Linked DNA regions of Homo sapiens: region 2 is linked to region 1. A link is a contact called in ENCODE Hi-C or POLR2A ChIA-PET data. All regions are on one chromosome and are shown on one strand. Each heading gives the region's core, a stretch centred on a gene start or an enhancer-like site at or near the end of the contact. The rest is flanking DNA. Distances are from core to core; before and after follow the strand shown.

Region 1 (6,811 bases), core at 4,161-6,660:
TCCCTGCCAGAGCAGTTCCCTCCCTGATGAGCTGGAGAAGGGCCCTCTGGCCTCCTGACAGTACAGGGAGGGCACCAGCTAGATCCTCCCTTGTGGTGTGAGATGTTCCTGGAACTCAGCCAGGCCCTCCTCCTCCTGGGCTTGCCCAGAGCCCCCACCCTATTCCCAGCATTGCCCGAAGGACCAACCAGTTTGGGTGAACAGTGGCCTCCTCAGCTTCCTCCCCATCTGGGTGCCCCACCGGCGGCGGAGGGAGCTGTGGCGATGGTGGGGTGTGGGGAGGGACGAGGAGGGAAGCCTCTGTGCTGCTCACCTGCCCAAAGCCCAGCTCAGCGGGTACGCAGTGGAGGCGACAAGGAACCAATCACAACTACAGAGGTTTCTCTGATCCTCCTCCACTCCCGCTGCTTCAACTTGACTAAGCTTAAAAAAACTGCTTTTGCCATGGCTCATCGGAGTTTATACTTATTTCTTAGAAAATGTTTCCTGTTATTTGCTGGACAAGTCCCAAAGAACAGGCAGATGTTCTTATTAAAAGATCAGCCTATAAGATTGGTCAGGACCAGGCGCCTCTGGCCACGTGCCTCTCCCCTCCAGCACCTGCGGTCTGCGGTGGCACCTGGCAGCTGGACCACAGCCAGGAGAAGGGTACTATTAGCCCTGCTTCAAACATGCAGAAACTGAGGCCCGGGGAGATTAAATAACCTGCCTGAAATGACAGTGAGTAGCTGCGCCTGGATTTGAGTTCTGCTCTGGCCAATCCCCAAGCTCCACGCTGTCAGCCACCCCGCTCTCCTACCTCCCAGAGGAGCAGGCTACACTCCTGGTAGGTGCTGGTGTGGGAGGAAGATCTTTTCAGGCGCTTCTGGGGCTGGTACCAACACTGAGGAGGGAAGTATCACATGCCCCATTGGAAGCCTTGGTTAAGTCTCAAATTTGATTCTCCACAAAAGAGACTCAACCAGTCCTGAGGCAGACCTGTGCAAAGAGCTGGGGGGGTCTAAGGATGGGCACGTCGGCCCAGGGGCAGCTGGTATCTAGGCAGCCACCTGCAGGACCTGCAGGTGATCAAGCACATACATCGGGGAGGGCGGTGCTGGGAGACCCACAGGGGGAGAGCATGGCCTTCAAGACAGAGTAGGGAGAAGAGGTTAGAATGAGAGGGCTTTGCATATCTTGTTAAAGACGTGCAACTTTTCAGGGCAAATTTGTCTGAGGGCAAATTTTCAGGTCTTCACTAGAAGATTTTAAACAAGGTTGAACCATATTTGTATTTTAGAAAACCCATTGGCCAGGCACGGTGGTTCACGCCTGTAGTCCTAACACTTTGGGAGGCCAAGGTGGGTGGATCACTTGAAATCAGGAGTTCAAAACCAGCCTGGCCAACATGGTGAAACTCTGTTTCTACTAAAAATACAAAAAAACTAGCTGGGCATGGTGGTGTGTGCCTGTAATCCCAGCTACTTAGGAGGCTGAGGCAGGAGGATCGCTTGAACCCGGGAGGCACAGGTTGCAGAGAGCCGAGATTGCACCACTGCACTCCAGCCTAGGCGAGAGAGCAAGACTCCGTCTCAAAAAAAAAACAACAACAAAAGAAAACCCATTGTGTCTGCAGGGTGGGGACCGGACCAGAGGGGGCAAGAGTGGGACAGAGGATGTGTGGGAAGGCAGCTGGCAATGGTGCAGGGGAGGGACTGTGGGCAAGACTACCGGGCATGGCAGGGAGGGCCCACAGAAAAGTGGCCCTCGGGCCTAGTGCCAGTCATGGAGGATCAGAAAGGAAGACGTGTTGAGGACGCCCAGGTTCCTGGCTTGGGTGACTGGGTGGTGTCACAGATGAGTATACAGTGCCGGGGGGACAGCCAAGCAGAGACATTCCACAGGCACTCAGTTATAATGGCACTTTACTCAGTGTAAGCACTCAGCATTCCTGTCACCGCCATGAGGGTGTGGCAGGCATCCTAATTATCCCCTTCAGCCTTCTCCCAGGCCACAGACACTGGAGAGGGCTGAGTACAGAAATGAGTGTTGTGTAGCTGCAGCTCTTTTTTTCCTTCAAAATTGTAAACAAGATCATAACCCAAGTGCTTCATTCAGTTCCTTTTAGAGAGAGAAATATTGCGGCCGGGCGCGGTGGCTCACGTCTGTAATCCCAGCATTTTGGCAGGCCAAGGTGGGTGGATTACCTGAGGTCAGGAGTTCGAGACCAGCCTGACCAACGTGGTGAAACCCCGTCTCTACTGAAAATACAAAAATTAGCCGGGCGTGGTGGCGTGTGGCCTGTAGTCCCAGCTACTTGGGAGGCTGAGGCAGGAGAATCGCTTGAACCCAGGAGGGAGAGGTTGCAGTGAGCCGAGATTGTGTCACTGCCCTTCAGCCTGGGTGACAGAGTGAGATTTTGTCTAAAAAAAAAAAAAAAGAAAAAAAAGAAAAAGAAATATTGGTGGAATGTAATGGGTAAAACATACTGGTGCAGGTGCCGGGCGCAGTGGCTCACGCCTGTAATCCCAGCACTTTGGGAGGCCGAGGCGGGCGGATCACGAGGTCAGGAGATCGAGACCATCCTGGCTAACACGGTGAAACCCCGTCTCTACTAAAAATACAAAAAATTAGCCGGGCGTGGTGGCGGGCGCCTGTAGTCCCAGCTACTTGGGAGGCTGAGGCAGGAAAATGGCATGAACCTGGGAAGCGGAGCTTGCAGTGAGCCGAGATCAGGCCACTACACTCCAGCCTGGGCGACAGAGCAAGACTCTGTCTCAAAAAAAAAAAAAAAAAAAAAAAAAAAAACTGGTGCAGTGGTACACACCTGTAGCTGCTATCAGGAGGCCAAGGTGGGAGGATGGCTTGAGCCCAGGAGTTCAAGACCAGCCTGGGCAACATAGTGAGACCCCCATATATTTTTTTAAAATGGTAGAGCCACTGCTTCTAGTTTCAAGATATTCATCGTTATTTGCTTCAAGTTGGTACACGTGGGAATCCACGTGAAGCCTCTCTCAAACTGTTAATATCCAAGCAAGCGCCAATCAGGGTTCTAGGACAGCAAGAGGACAAGAATGGAGGAATGCACCGCCACCTGGGTGGCCAGCAGCTTCCACGCCAACTGCCAAGGCCCCATACATCTTCATCTGGAGAGGGCTGGGAGGGTCGTGGGGTAGAGCGGGTGGGTTTAGAGGCTGAAGAAAATGATTCAGAAACAAAAGGACAAGGTGGCCGGGTGCAGTGGCTCACACCTGTAATCCCAGCACTTTGGGAGGCCGAGGTGGGTGGGTCACCTGAGGTCAGTAGTTTGAGACCAGCTTGGCCAATATGGTGAAACCAAGTCTCTACTAAAAATACAAAAAATTAGCCAGGCGTGGTGGTGCATGCCTGTAATCCCAGCTACTCGGGAGGCTGAGGCAGGAGAATCACTTGAACCTGGGAGGCGGAAGTTGCAGTGAGTCGAGGTCGTGCCCCTACACTCCAGCCTGGGCGACAGAAACTCCATCTCAAAAAAAAAAAAAAAAAGGACAAGGTAAAACAGCCACGATGTAAACACACAATCCAGTTATGCTCCTGTACTGCATAACTGCAGTATGGAATGTCACAATAAGCAACTCCTTACGAGCAGGACTGGGTGTGACTGCCCCACGTATTCCCCTCCACACTTAGCATGTAGCAGGTGCACACTGCTGGGTGGATTAGAAATGACTGTGAAAGGTTTAGCTGTTTGGCTGCTGTTTATGAAAACCAGTGGAAGGTGTGGCCACTTCCTGCTGGATGGAGAGACCCTCATTCCATTCTCATTCCATCTCAAAGTGATTGTGAGGGTCAAGCTTCTGCTGGTGCCAGAGCCACTGGCCTGGTCACCACCAGCCCTGGCCTGGGATGTCAGAGCAGGCTTCCTGGAGAGACCCCTCTCCTGGGGCTGGGTGGTGGCCAGGCCAAGGTGGGGCAGTGAGGAGGTGAGAGGCAGAAGACACAGCGTATACAAAGGCCCCGTGGCCTGGAGGCAAAGTGCGATGGAAAAGTCTTGCCTTTTAGGGCAGGAGGGCCAGGGCTGGGGCAAAGGAGGGTCCCAGATTCCCCAGGCTACCAAGTTTTGCCATGGTAGAACTGGATCACAAGGGCAAGCCTGAGTCCTGCCAGAAACATTCACATCTGCACTTAACCAGGTCACTTCTGCCTTTGTGTGGATAATGAGAAGTTGGAGATAGTTGAGCTAACACACAAACCACTGCGAGCGCTTTCCAGAGGGTAATCTTTTCATCCTGACAGCTGTCAGGTAAGCACTAGTGTTAACCTGCTTTTTCCCAAATGAGGAAACCACAAGGAAGACAGTAAGGTCACGATCTGGTTTTTTTTTGGGGGGGGGGAGGGGCATTTTGAGACGGTGTCTCACTCTGGCACCGAGGTGGTGGCGCAATCTCGTCTCACTGCAGCTTCTGCCTCCCGGGTTCAAGTTAATTCTTGTGCCATAGCCTCCTGAGTAGCTGGGATTACAGGCGCCTGCCACCACGCCCGGCTAATTTTTGTATCATTAGTAGAGATACAAAAATTTTTGTATCTTTAGGGTTTTGCCATGTTCGTAGGGCTGGTCTCAAACTAATTACCTCAGATGATCCGCCCACCTCGGCCTCCCAAAGTGCTGGGATTACAGGTATGAGCCACCGCGCCCAGCCACAATCTGGGTTTTTATTACTATTATTTTATTATTATTATTATTATTGAAATAGAGTTTTCACTTTTGTCGCCCATGCTGGAGTGCAGTGGCGCGATCTCGGCTCACTGCAGCCTCCGCCTCTGCCTCCCAGGTTCAAGCGAGTCTCCTCCCTCAGCCTCCCGAGTAGCTGGGATTACAGGCGTATGCCACGCCCGGCTAATTTTTGTATTTTGAGTAGAGACGGGTTTTCACCGTGTTGGCCAGGATGGTCTCGATCTCCTGACTTCGTGATCCACCCGCCTTGGCCTCCCAAAGTGCTGGGATTCCCGGCGTGAGCCACCGCGCCCAGCCCTCAATCTGGGTTTTAAACCCAAGCAGAGTCCGGAATCGGAGCTCGCACCCCTTCTCCCAACCAGGCCTGCGTCCCTGGGGAAATCAGGACGCAGCGTCCAGGGGTTGGAGGAGGGCCCCGGCGGCCGACCCCGGTCTGTGCCGCCCCCTGGTGGCCAGCCATGGGCGAGCATATGACTGCTCTCGGCTCCGCCCCGCCGTCCAACGGGCACTTCCGGAGCCGGGCGTCTACAGACCGCGGCCACCTTCCACCTGCGCCCGAGGCAGACGGTGCAGGGGCCTCCGGGACAGGCGTCTGAGGCCTGCTCCGCAGCGCGGGCCCGGGGGCGGGCCTAGGGGCGGGGCCTGCTGTGGTGCGCTCAGGCACCGCGCTGGCCACCTGTGCCCGGGTCCTAGTGGCGGCCGCAGTGTCGCAGGCCGGAGGGAAGATGGCGGCGCCCTGGTGGCGAGCCGCGCTGTGCGAGTGTCGGAGATGGCGGGGCTTCAGCACCTCGGGTGAGGGGTGGGCAGCTCTGCGGGGGGGGGGGGGGGGGCTGTCGCCCGAGCTGTGGGGCGCCGGCCTTACGTCTTCTCTCTGCCCGCAGCCGTCCTGGGCCGCCGGACACCCCCGCTGGGGCCGATGCCCAACAGTGACATCGACTTGAGCAACCTGGAGCGGCTGGAGAAGTACCGGAGCTTCGACCGCTACCGGCGCCGAGCAGAGCAGGAGGCGCAGGCCCCGCACTGGTGGCGGACCTACCGAGAGTATTTCGGGGAGAAGACAGGTGCGGGGCGACTGGAGCAGGGGCTGCAGCCACCGCCCGGGGAACTCGGGACCCGCCGGCGTTTTCCCCGGGCGCTGGGCGAGCCTTGCCGGCGCCCTTGTGGATGCTGGGGACGCTGGGAGGGCCTGCCTGCAGACCTGTGTGCGCTATCGGCAGCTTAATCACCCCAGGATTTTTCACACCTTCTGCACCTCATTCTTGGAAAATTCGCTCCCCCTACTATTAGAGTTCCAGCTCCTAAAATATTTGCTCCTAAAATCTTGACCACCTGACTTTCCGGATTGGGATGCCGTTCTGTGCGCCTCAAATACTCTGTAGGTAACTCTGGCCACACTGCATTCTGACTGTGCGCTGCCTCTCCCCAGATTGTAAGCGCCCTGTTGACAGGGATCCTGCTTGTCTTGCCCTCCATTGGATCCTTGCACCCGAACAGTGCAAGGATGTACATGTGCAATACTTTGCTGAATGAAATTAAAGGCCTGGGCAGGGTGACTCAAAAAAGAACCCAACCTGGCCGGGCGCGGTGGCTCACGCCTGTAATCCCAGCACTTTGGGAGGCCTAGGCGGGCGGATCACCTGAGGTCGGGAGTTCGAGACCAGCCTGACCAACATGGAGAAACCCCGTGTCTGCTAAAAATACAAAATTAACTGGGCGTGGTGTCGCATGCCTGTAATCCCAGCTACTCGGGAGGCCTCTGAGGCAGGAGAATCGCTTGAACCCAGGAGGCAGAGGTTGCGGTGAGCCGAGATCGCGCCATTGCACACCAGCCTGGGCAACAAGAGCGAAACTCCGTCTCAAAAAGAAAAAAAAAAAAAGACCCCAACCTTTAAGGAACTTACAATTTATGGAGTATATGCTTTTCTTTTCTTTTCTTTTCTTTAGCATTTATAGAGGCAGTTTTGTGGTGGTTAAAGGCACAAGCGTGGAATCTAAATAGCCCGATTTAAATCCTAGCTCAGCCTCTCGGATAATGTCCTTGAGCTTGTTTCAACTGTAAAATAAAATAATTGTGTCTTTGCTACAAAATTGCTGTGAGGATTAAAAGAGGCAATTCAT
Region 2 (6,727 bases), core at 3,372-5,871, 500 kb before region 1:
CAGCTTTTTCAGAAATCCACACTGGGATAAACTTTCCAATCTGGTGTAAGTAGCTTCTCAGGCCATCAAGCTGCATTAACATTGTGGGATGGGGGTGAATGTCACTGGTCCTTACTTCCTCCACCCCATCCCTACGTCAGATTCTTGCAAAATCTTTAAAGACCATATGTGTACCTTATTTTATGTTTGTATTCTTGTCTAGCCTTGAATATATAGGAATCACTAAAAAAGTGGGATCCTAGGCCTCAGCAAGGTTTCCTGCTTCCACCCCCGCAAAACTGAGTTGGGTTTTTTTGTTTCATTTTGTTTTGTTTTGTTTTTGAGACAGAGTCTTGCCCTGTCTTCCAGTCACCTAGGCTGGAGTGCAATGGCGCAATCTCGGCTCACTGCAACCTCCGCCTCCCGGGTTCAAACGATTCTCCTGCCTCAGCCTCCCAAGTAGCTGGGATTACAGGTGCCCACCACCACGCCCAGGTAATTTTTGTATTTTTAATAGAGACGGGGTTTCACCGTGTTGGCCAGGCTGGTCTCGAACTCCTGACCTTGTGATCTGTCTGCCTCAGCCTTCCAAAGCACTGGGATTACAGGCTTGAGCCACTGCGCCCGGCCGAGTTGGTTTTCTTAGTTTGAAAAATATATATGCACTAACACACGTGACCCCTGTCTTGAACTATAGTGGCGCCACACCTGTGCTGGCAGTGGAGTGGGCACATGGCAGCGTGGAGCTAGACCCTTCAAGCTCAGGGACAACCAAAGAGCCAGAGAGGCCTCAGCTGAGACAGGAGGGGAGGGAGAGAGGCTGGTTAGGAGCCCCTGAGGTCCCCAGCACAATTGGAAGCTCTGTCTCTCCCACACCCCCAGTTGGCCACTGTCAAGTTCACTCTTTTTCTATACACCTAGGACTCAGACCCAGCTCAGACAATAAGAGATGGGGGGTCAGGGAGGGGGTGGAGGAGTGGCGTTTCTCAGATTGTTTTTACTCTTTGGGAAGTATCAAGTTGGAATTTAGAAGTTTCCAGTGCTGGTCTAACCTCATCTTCCTTTTAGGAATCTGGTCTTTGAGTCCTGGCCTAGGTCAACAGCTTCAGTCCTGTGTGTGGCTGCTGGACCTTCAGAGGTCTAGGGTCTGGCTTAGTCCTACAAAGGGAAAGCCTCACTCTTTGAACACAAATCCAGGAGCCATTGCAAGCTGACCTGTTGTCTACACACTCACCAGGGACCTAGTGTGGGGCTGGTCGTCCGCTTGTCCTTGAGGTCCCAGGCTGTCTGTGAAGCCTCAGCGGGCACTTGGCATGATGCTGGACCTTTTCTGTTTGAGACTACTGCAAGCTGTGAGCTGAAAACCTAGTATTGGGGCCAGGCACAGTGGCTCACGCCTGTAATCCCAGCACTTTGGGAGGCTGAGGCAAGAGGATCACTTGAGCTCAGGAGTTCAAGAACAGCCTGGGCAACATGGTAAAACCCAGTCTCTACAAAAAAAATAAAATTAGCCGGGTGGTGGCATGTGCCTGTAGTCCCAGCTACTCAGGAGGCTGAGGCAGAAGGATTACTTGAGCCCAGGTGGTTGAGGCTGCAGTGAACCCTGCTTGCGCCACTGCCCTCCAACCTGGGTGGCAGAGTGAGACCCTGTCTCAAGAAAAAAAAGAAAAAATCTGGTATTGATTACATCACTAACCTCCAGAAGCGGTGGGGTTGCCTTTTACCCCGGGATTAAAAGAGAGCACCCATGTCTCGTCCTGTTTGGCCTTCCCTGGTGTCTGACACCTGGAGATGACTGTGGCATGGCTGGTGGCTTCCAGCCTTGAGCTGTAAGTGCTTAGGCTCCATGCAGGCCCCTGCTTTTGGACTTCTTCCAGCTCCCCTTTTTGAACTGGGAGCCCATTTAGTGTTCAAATGCTGGTGCTAGTGGCCAGGCACAAAGCCGCCTTTTCCCTTGGGGCAAGGGCATGGCCTCCAGGAGCAGCCCAGCCTTTAGGAGCCATCCGCTCCTACAGGGACATGACAATCAAAATCACTTGAAAGTAGCTTCTTGGCCAGGTGGAGCGGCTCACACCTGTAATCCCAACACTTTGGTGGCAGGAGGATTGCTTCAGCCCAGGAATTTGAGACCAGCCTGGGTAACATGGCAAAACCCTTTCTCTACAAAAAATTACAAAAATTAGCCAAGCATGGTGGCGTACGCCTGTAGTCCCAGCTATTCAGGAGACAGGTGGGAGTATTACCTGGAAGATGGAGCCATGATTGCACTCCAGCCTGGGCGACAGAGTGAAACTCTGTTCTTCCCACCCACCCCCTCCCCCACCACACCAAAAAAAAGTAGCTTCTTTATTTAGCGTCTTTGTATTTTCAACATGTTGATCAGCCTCAGTTTGTGTTTTCTATTCCTGGATCACTTTATACAGTGAATTTGGATTCCACCTGGTCAGTCAAGGTCAGTGTTATGAATGAGAGTCTGGACCAGGAGCTGCAGGACGAGCTAGTTGCTTTTGCTGTGTTATTGGGGGTCAGCCTCAAGACTGCAGCTCAGAGAAGCAGCATGTGCCTTGGGAGTCAGGCAGCCGTGGAGGGAGAGTGCTCCTGGCAGGAGAGGCCCCCGGTGAGCTTCCCCGGCTCCTGAATGCCTGCTCTGAGTGGCCCCCAGCATAGCTTCGGGGAGCTCAAATGGGGCACAACAGAAGTGCCCAGCCTCCTGCCACGTTGCCCTCTGCCCTGGCATTGTCCCTGACCCCTCACTTACCATTTGATTGCTTTCCTACTTGATGTATCCAGAGGCTGGTCCGCAGACCCACCTTCTCTGCCATTGTTCGGGTCTCAGCACCTGCGTCTCCAGAGCACCTTCAGGGCTTCTCAGCTGTGGCACTGCGGGTGCGTTGGCCACGCCATTCTTCGTTGAGGGATGTCCTGTGCGTTGTTAGATGCTCAGCATTCTGGCCTCTGCCCACTAGATACCAGAACCCCCACCACCCTTTATGACCACCGAAAGTGTCTCCAGACATTGCCAAATGTCCTTTGAGGAGCAAAATTACCCCTAGGTGAGAACCACTGGGCTAACCAGCCTCCGTGCTCCCTCTCTCAGCACGTTCCCTGCCCAAAAATCAGGTAATGTTTTGGATATCACCATCAGGCAGGGCTCTGAGTGGAGGCCTTCAGGGGCTTCCATCTTGCTCAGGATAGAATCTCAAGCCCTCCCTGTGGCTCTCTAAGGCCTGAATAACAGCACCATGCCTTCTGCCTTCTTGAAGCCTTGCCGGCCTGTGCCAGTCACCCCACCCAGCACCTTGACAGCTACTCCTCCCTGCTTGGTAAGCTCATTCCCCATCTCATCCCGATCTCTGGTTCAGCATCACCTCGGAGGGGCCTTTCCTGACCACACATTTAAAATTCTTCACTGTGCTCTCCCTCTGCTGGCCCCCATGTGGCCTAGTTTTTCTTCATGGCACTTGGTACCACCTTCTCTGCGTCTGTCTGTCTGCATCCCCCCTGCAGGAGAATGGGCGCTTAGCATGTGCCAGAATCCCTCTCCTCGGAGGGCAACTGTGTTGTTTGCTGCTCCTGTTTCCAGAGGAGGCACAGAGGATGTCGGTCCTGGGTTCCACTGGGCAGCCCCACTGTTGAGTCACATGTGTGCAAAGTGGTGTGTGTTTGCCAGGGGCGGTGGCTCACGCCTGTAATCCCAGCACTTTGGGAGGCTGAGGAGGGCAGGTCATGGGGTCAGGAGTTGGAGACCAGCCTGACCAACATGGTGAAACTCCATCTCTACTAGAAATACAAAAATTAGCCGGGCATGGTTGTGCATGCCTGTAATCCCACTACTCAGGAGGCTGAGGCAGGAGAATCACTTGAACCCCAGAGGCGGAGGTTGCAGTGAGCTGAGGTCGTGCCACTGCACTCCAACCTGGGCGACAAAGCGAGACTCTGTCTCAAAAAAAAAAAAAGTAGTGTGTGTTCATTTTAAACCAGCCACCACCCCTTCTGGCTTAGAGACACTGTTAGCATTTTGGCATCTTGTCTTGTCCTTTTTCTGTTCAGAAACCTCTGATAGTTACGACTCTCTAAGAAATAGACAATAGGCTGGGCGCGGTGGCTCACGCCTGTAATCCCAGCACTTTGGGAGGCCGAGGCTGGCAGATCACGAGGTTAGGAGATCGAGAGCATCGTGGCTAATATGGTGAAACCCCGTCTCTACTGAAAATACAAAAAATTAGCCGGGCGTGGTGGCGGGCGCCTGTAGTCCCAGCTACTCAGGAGGCTGAGGCAGGAGGATGGCGTGAACCCGGGAGGCGGAGCTTGCAGTGAGCCGAGATCGCGCCACTGCACTCCAGCCTGGGCCAGAGAGTGAGACTCCATCTCAAAAAAAAAAAAGAAATGTTAGACAATAAATAGCTCACCAACTCTGAGGTTGTTTAGAATTTCAGAGCCCATGAGGACAGTTGAAATCTCTTCACCCCCGACCCCAGATCCCCTCCTAGTAACAATTTTTTTTTAAACTACAAGCAGGGCACCCCTTAACAGTAGGGATTGGGTTTATTCCAAGGTTTAGTTTTGTTCACAAATCTGGTGCTTTCCCAGAGTGGGCACAGTGCCCTCTAGTGTTCACCTGCCAGGCCGGCTGGCACCTGTCATTTGCTCTTTGGAGGTAGAAGGGGAAGTGGAGGGCAAACTGTGCCTAGCAGGCATCCGCAGTCAGTGGCCACCATTGCTGCCTTCCACTTGCCTCAGAAATGAAGAGAGTTTTTCTTTCTTTCATAAGCAGAAGAATCACTGTCTTTAAATGTGTAGACCTGCCAGAAGTCTTTCCCTGTCTCTGTAGCTCTGGGGAGAGATGAGCTTTTTATTTGGTTAAGAGAATGGACTCTGGAGCCAAACTGCCTGCGTTCAGGTCCCAGCTCCACTACTTGTGACATTGAATGAGTTGCTTATTTTCTCTTGGTCTCAGTTTGCGTATCTGCAAAATGAGCATGGCAGTGATGTGCTTCATGGGTTGTGGAGCACCTCATGGGCGAAGACAGTGAAACGCTTGGAGAACTGTCTGCCAGGTAGGAAGCACCTGGTTAGCATGAGGCGAAAAACTCCAGAGCTCTTGCATTCGCCAGGAGCACGTCGGTTCCTTCCTGACGGGGGCACTGAAAGGCTTTGTGAAGCAGGTTGTGCATACGGGGGCAGGGAGAGGAGGACATTTGGAAGTAACTGTTCAGTGGAGTGGCTCACAGATGGGAGGGTATGGGCTTATTTGGAGAAAGCCAGTGCCCAGTATGGGTGGGGTATAGGAAGTTAGGAAGGAAAGTCACAAGAGCCTCCCAAGTCATCCTAAGTCCTTCCACATGCCGTTGTCTTGGGTTCTAATTCCCAGTGGAAGGGAGTGTAGCCACCATGTTACCATCCCCCAGCCCCTTGTCGCTCCCACTCTGCTCCCAGCACCATCAGGTCTTTGGAGAAATGTAACTCCTTGTCATAGAAAGGTCAGAAGAGCCCCTGGAGGCAGCATCCTGGTGAGGTGGAGCTGCTGTTGTCTGGAGACCCCACGGGAAGAATGGCATTTGCTGCCAGCCTCCCTCTCCTGGGAGCACTGGGCACTGCCTGCCCTGCCAGCCTCTGGCCTTGCCATGATGCCAGCTTTCACCAGCTGTTTTTTTCTGCTTCAGCCTCAGAGTTGACACCTCGGTTTCCCCTGCACTCCCAAGGGTGCTGTTAGGCTGAACAGGGTGTTTCATCAGTGACGGCACTGATTTAGGTCTGTGTCTGCGTTCTTCTCTCCTCCTTTCCTGGCTGCTCTCTCAGGGACCCCCAAGTGGTGGAGGCAGCCCTCCTGCCACACATGGTGCAGCCCCCCTTGCATTGGATTCTCCTGTCCTGCCGCTTCTGGCTTCTCTGGGAGCAATTGTGGCTTTTTGAAGTCTAAAATGGGAGCAGGGGATTAAGATAGGGTGGGGCAGCACAAAAAAATGCCGTATCTCAGAGTGGAGATTTGGGCACAGAGGGTTACAGGCACAGAATATTCTTTGATTTAGAAAAGTGGCACCGTCACGCCAGCATGCCTCTCCAGCCTCCTGGGGTCTTGGAGCAGAGATAAGGAGAGCCTGACCTTTCAGGGGTCTTCACCCTGCAGCTCACAGGGCCAGTGATCACAGCTGCCGACCTTGCTGAGCACCTACTCTGTACCGTGCACCATGTGCCACCTGCGGTCCGCTGCCTTGGTGACTCCACCTCAGCCATGCTGAGACAGCTGCCATCATCTCTCCTTCCACATGTCGGCAGGAGTGGTTTGCCTGACGTTCCTGTGTCTGACTCAAGAACCCTGCGTTTAAGGACTGGGCAAGTTGTCATTTGAAACAGGCTCATACCTGGATGCAGTGGCTCACGCCTGTAATCCCAGCACTTTGGGAGGCTGAGGTGGGCAGATCACGAGGTCAGGAGTTCGAGACCAGCCTGGCCAACATGGTGAAGCCCCATCTCTACTAAAAATACAAAAATTAGCCGGGCGTGGTGGCACGTGCCTGCAGTCCCACCTACTCGGGAGGCTGAGACGGGAGAATTGCTTGAACCTGGGAGGCGAAGGTTGCAGCGAGCCGAGACTGCGCCATTGCACTCCAGTTTGGGCAACACAGCGAGACTCCATCTCAAAAAAAAAAAAAAAAAAAAAAAAACAACTTGGGCTCATGAGTTCCCATGGGACTCTCTGCACTGCTGGTTGGTGGTGGGGTTCATTGCTTTTCTTTCCTTTTTTTTT

Evidence for each region. Hi-C counts contacts between places; a loop is a spot of excess contacts on that map. ChIA-PET counts read pairs that join two places held with the same protein, here RNA polymerase II (POLR2A). Pooled maps may share reads with other maps.
Region 2: a loop to region 1 is called in a pooled map, with 2.6 times the contacts of the local background. The contact joins the enhancer-like site here to the promoter of MRPL38 in region 1. A Hi-C loop is called at or near these places in 2 of 50 pooled maps. POLR2A ChIA-PET finds 5 or more read pairs at or near these places in 3 of 52 experiments (AG04450, GM12878 and Panc1).

Annotation. Positions count from the first base shown.
Region 1 is chr17:75,903,483-75,910,293 of GRCh38, reverse strand. MRPL38 (mitochondrial ribosomal protein L38) reads left to right here and starts at 5,410. Exons shown (of 9, transcript NM_032478.4): 1 at 5,410-5,485; 2 at 5,575-5,754. The coding sequence starts at 5,419. It overlaps FBF1 (Fas binding factor 1), which reads left to right. Exons shown (of 30, transcript NM_001319193.2): 30 at 1-720. RefSeq lists silencers at 5,005-5,484, 5,495-5,544, 5,565-5,614.
Region 2 is chr17:76,406,610-76,413,336 of GRCh38, reverse strand. The region is part of intron 1 of UBE2O (ubiquitin conjugating enzyme E2 O); the gene reads left to right. Among named protein-coding and RNA genes, the nearest start is that of SPHK1, 25 kb to the right of the region's middle. Within about 2 kb of position 4,621, at least 3 of the 41 ENCODE cell types and tissues checked have a DNase peak (open chromatin) inside an H3K27ac peak, as active enhancers do.